Linked DNA regions of Homo sapiens: region 1 is linked to region 2. A link is a loop called in an ENCODE intact Hi-C map of the cell type or tissue named here. Cell type or tissue: dorsolateral prefrontal cortex. All regions are shown on one strand. Region 1 overlaps TMTC4 (transmembrane O-mannosyltransferase targeting cadherins 4). Region 2 overlaps NALCN-AS1 (NALCN antisense RNA 1).

Evidence for each region. A loop is a pair of places that touch in the nucleus more often than their neighbours do. Peaks named below come from ENCODE experiments on the same cell type or tissue, not always from the same donor. Only the 100,000 strongest peaks of a DNase experiment are listed, where the experiment ranks them.
Region 1: it touches region 2 in a loop (3-fold over the local background); 1 of 110 quality-filtered maps calls a loop at or near these places.

Annotation. Positions count from the first base shown.
Region 1 is chr13:100,645,144-100,647,643 of GRCh38, forward strand. All of the region lies in intron 6 of TMTC4 (transmembrane O-mannosyltransferase targeting cadherins 4), which reads right to left. Among named protein-coding and RNA genes, the nearest start is that of TMTC4, 28 kb to the right of the region's middle. In dorsolateral prefrontal cortex, a CTCF peak has its summit at 1,342 (motif pointing right); DNase peaks (open chromatin) are centred at 1,338 and 1,948; H3K27ac peaks cover 2,500 bases.
Region 2 is chr13:100,720,773-100,723,272 of GRCh38, forward strand. All of the region lies in intron 1 of NALCN-AS1 (NALCN antisense RNA 1), which reads left to right. Among named protein-coding and RNA genes, the nearest start is that of NALCN-AS1, 14 kb to the left of the region's middle. In dorsolateral prefrontal cortex, CTCF peaks have their summits at 1,330 (motif pointing right) and 1,532; a DNase peak (open chromatin) is centred at 1,309; H3K27ac peaks cover 798 bases.

The DNA.
Region 1 (2,500 bases), 76 kb before region 2:
TCTTTTGCCTTCAGGATAATGGTTCCTCTTCTGACCGTGGCTTTAAAGGCCTTGCTGAAGTGGCCACCGCGAACCCTCTCCAGCCCCTCCCAGCATACACTCACTCCAGGCCCACCACCACTGCCCACTTGCAGGTTCTCACCTGGGTGTGCTTACTGAGTTCCCTTGGGGCAGAACAGTCCTGGCAGAATCCTACCCAATCAATAAAGCTGTTAAATGTCACTTATGCTGTGAAAAGCCAAACCCCACCCTCTCAGGCAGGTCTCTCTGCAATTCACTTGTTTCCTTCCACAGTTAAGAGAGCAAACACCCCTGCTGTATGCACACCTGACTGCCCCTGTGAGCAGGTGAGCCCTCTGTGAGCAGGTAAGCCCGGTTCACCTCTCCATGTCCCTGACTGCCCCTGTGAGCAGGTGAGCCCCGTGCACCTCTCCATGTCCCTGACTGCCCCTGTGAGCAGGTGAGCCCCGTGCACCGCTCCAAGTCCCTGACTGCCGCTGTGAGGTGAGCCTTGTTCACTGACTGCCCCCGTAGATTAGGTTAGGCCCAGCTGTAGTGCTCTAAACTGCCCTGATCACAGTCTATCACAATATTCCTCACAGAGTTTATCACAAGCACTTGATTTTCTGTCATTCCCGAGTCGAGGGTCTGTCCACCTCGGCACTCATCACATGTGGGCTACTTACTTTTTTTGGAGGGGGGTTGCCCTGTGAATCACAGAATGTTTAGCAGTACCCTCAGCTTCTACTCATCAGAGGCCAGTAGCACCACCCCCTACCGCTCCCCTCAGTGGTGACAATCAAAAATGTCACAGATATTGCCGGATGTCAGTAGGGGCGTGGGGAGGGTAGGAAATCACTCCCACTTGAGAACCATTGCCCTAAACCAGTGCCACTCACGGGTGTGTGGTCCATGAACCTGCACCTGGATCTTATTAGACTCAGGCCCCACTGAGATCTGATGAATCAGAAATTGAGGATGGGAACCAGTAATCGGCCTTTAACAAGCTTTCCAGGTGGCTCTGATGCTCCCTAAAGGCAGGGTGCACCCTCTTGAGAGTAAGCCTGTTCACGGCTGGACGGCTGGCACCATGCCTGGCTCATAGGAGCAACTAAAAATTGTTCTGACTAAATCAGCAGGCCCGACTGACGCTGGAAGGGCAGTATATGTTCAGTGAGTGAAGTGACTATCTACTCTCTATCAAAAGGGGTGCAATAAGCTTTGTGCTCCCGACAAATCATGGAACCGCAGGTGTCAACACTGCTTCTTAGAGGCTGTGCATCATCTCTCCTGCAAGGATGGAAATGCTGGAATCCCTTCCAAGATGCTTCCAGCAGGGGGCCACCTGGCCTCGACTTGAGTAACTTCACTGGTGGGGATTAATTTTCAAACCACAGCCCGTTTCATTAAACTCTGGGTTGTTAGATTATTCTAAATGCTGAGCCCAAGCCTGTCTCCCTAAACTTCAGGTCTTAGCTGTGCCCTTGGGCAGCGATCCTCCAAGTTGTTCAGGAGGCATGGAGCCCGGAAGTCAGGCTTCCTCTACTGAATACCATTACACAACAGTATGCTTAGATCCATCAAGCAAACTAAGGATCATTTTACTTGCAGAAATTAATTACTTTCTATGTATCTAATGTCAAAAGATCACAATAAGGAGCCACAACAACAACAAAACCCTGTTAAATTACACATAATTCCAATTTGAGCACTTAACGTATTTATTGTTTCATGTGGGCATTTGCTAGCACTCATCAGCAGATAAGTATTGGCAGGCACTAAAGCTCTAAAAAAAATTATGGCCGAAATAACCCTAAACTAACAGATTGATGAATTCTTTTAGGCTATGGTTTGGGGAAAGGGACACAAGCTTTAGCGAGAGAGCACAGCGTCCAGCTTACAAGTCCATGCCAGAGCCTCGGAGAAGTCCGGGCCTTCCGCCACGTCATGAGAGATGGGTGGCTTTGTCCACTCAGTCTCGGTACAGCCTCTCTTCCCGTGACACATGTTCCTGAGTCTGGGTCAAACTACCTTTAGGATTTTCTCCTATTAGCAGTTTATTTGTAAACAAAACCTTTAATTATAAACGACCTGATTAATTACCATGGGATCTCATCCAGAGATAAACAGAGCAAGAGACCCCTGGCCCCTGCCGGCCACTCTAGACCCAGCACGAGGAGATGGTGCCATGGCCGGGCTCCATCCATTGTTTTCAAGTTGACCAGGCGCTCAGCTCCATAGCTCACTAGAAACCAAATGGACACCCTCCACCCCACCCCATCCCATCCCACCAAACTGTTACCTGAATTTGTTTTTTGTAGGCTTCTTTCACTCTCAGAATTTGTGTTGGTACTTCTCAACTAAACATAATACATTCCCCAATGTAACAGTCTCTGTTCTTAATTTCAAAAGCAAGTTCCTTGATTTTACATTTCTGCCTAGAAAAACGGAATTATCTTGTATTTTTACTTGACTGTAACATGGATTAATTTTCCCCCAT
Region 2 (2,500 bases):
GGAGCAAGCTCTGAATAAGTAGCCTTTGCCTTTCTTGTGTGGGTTGTGTTCATTTATTTCTACATAGAGAAGGCAGAATAAAAGAAGTGCTAAAAACACCTACAAATTTCATACTGTGTGGGAACAAAGGGAAGAGTAATTCCTTCTGTCCCAGGAGGCTGGGAAGGCAACCTTGCAGCAAGTTGCTGAAAAACACCATGGTGCATTCCTAAAGAGCCTCCTTTTAAATTCTGATACACTAGTGCTAAAATAACTTGTGGACTGTTTTTCAGAAGGGAGACATGTTGTCCCACCTCCAAAGGGAGAAATTAGTCCTCTGAGGCCGCCGATGCTAAGGCTGCTGGTGGCTAAGGTTAGCCTCCCGCCAGCTCAGGGTTCTAAGAAAGACTTGCATCACTGACTCTGGCAGGGCTCACGTATACTTCAGGATTTCTCTGCTGGACATGAGCATAATTGTCCATAAATACATGAGAAAGGCTATGTATTTTCATTGCTATTGGCTAAATAGGCTGTTGAGATATTTATGGGCTTTCGGCCCAATTTTCTCCCTTTATCCACCTCCTTCAAGCAGATAGACCCGAGATTCTTTGCCCCCAGGAAGGCTTGAGGCTGCCTGACTTGATTCTAAACCCACTGAGGAGATAAGGCTGTAGGTCCCTGAGAGGCACTTCAATGATGAGGTGTCCTGCTTGGAGATCTGATACCGCAGAGGGGCAGGAGGGAGAGGTACGTGAATCAAGAGCAGGAAGTCTGAGGGTCTTAGAGGAGAGGGAGTCTTGGTCATGGCTTCCTGGAAGCACATGGAGATGCTGACGGACCCAGGGGAGAATCCAAGAATCCAAAGGCCGTCCAGCTCATTTAGGGAGATGGAGTCTCATGGCAGCAATGGGGCCCAGCTGGGGCCATGCAGGGGGAAGAGGATGTCTCAGCAATTAGCAAACTGATGCGAGTCCAGGGGGCATGTCACAGACCTGCAGCAGTGCACACAGACCTCCATAACCGTGCGAGAGCTTCAGGGAGACATCCGGAAACTCTGAAAGTCATTGAGGTTAGATTTTCTACCAGCCTGGTATTATTAGCACTGGGATCAGAAATCAAATTAATTTATATAAATAAAGAGATGTGCTGTTTCCTGAGTTTGTGAACTATGATTCATGTATGAACTTGATGCTTATGAAGTTAACAAAAAAGGGTCATAGAATAAATTAATACAAATGATCTCACGTGTGTATGCATAATTTCAGGGTGGGCTGTATGTACGGAAACACTCATGGTGTGGGGAGGCTGGAGGACCAAGTAGGGGAGATAGATGAATTATCTGGCCGCCCACTAGATGGCGTTAAGGAGCATGTTGTTTTACCTCTGTGGGCAGATTTCTTTGCCCTTCCTCTCTCTTTTCCTTACTACAGATTTTGCAGCGATTCTTTATGTCAGTATTCTATGTTTGTGAATTAGTAAGAACTTAGACTCCCTTAGGAAAATGCATTGAGTAGGAGTTGAAAGCTGAGTAGAAATGATGAGGAGGTTGGGAAATATTAAATCTTTCGTATATAAATTCTTGGTGCTGTTTATATTTCTGGCTTTAGAAAAAAGAGAGCTAGAACATATTTCTTTTCAGGGAGAAATGTTTTTAAACAAGCAATATTTGGGAGAACACATAACCAACATCTACAAATTACAAAAATGTGATTTGATCAGAAATATTTACAGGATTTCTAACAGAAAAACTAACTGGTCTTGATTTGTGGCTTAGAGAGGCAGCCTGCAGCTTCATAGCCTCCTATGGTTCCTGCTCTCCTGCCGCTGGCTTTGGCAAAGAGAGTCTCTTTGGTGGCAGCAGTCGGGGGAGAATGGAGGAGGGGGGATGATTCTGGCCATTGTTGGTACTGGATTCTGGGAGCAGGGCATGGCAGAGGCCAGTACTCTTGGAAGGAGGCTATTGATGGATGGCAGTCAGTTCCTAGAGCGCTGTGCAATTACAGTGTAACACCAGCCTGTGGCAGGCTCCTGGAGAGGAAGCCAACTGCCTCCCTTCTGGCCAAAAACCAGCTTCTGAGATATGGGTGCTCAGGTGGGAAGGAGACCTGGGCCCCTGGCAGGACGATGCTTCACAGTAAAGAACGAAGGCTGGAGGCCGATTCCGTGGTTTAGTTCCAGCATAAGGTGTACCTGGGTGCAGAGGGCTTGCCCCAGCCCGGGCACCAGAGATGACAGATCTGCTTGGCAACAAGGGAATCCTGGGAGGGAGGCGGAGTAGACAGAATTGCCCCCCAAAGATGTCCGCATTCTAATTCCTGGAGCCTGTGGATATGTTTCATTACATGGCAAAAGGGATTTTACAGATGCGATTGACATTACTATTAATAGTCGGTTGGCATGAAGATAGCGAGATTGTCCTGGGTCATGGGGGGTTGGAGGATACCAATGTGGTCACATGAGCCCTTCAAGCAGAGAATCCTAGGAGAGGGCAATAGGATACTCAAGTATGAGGCTGATACCA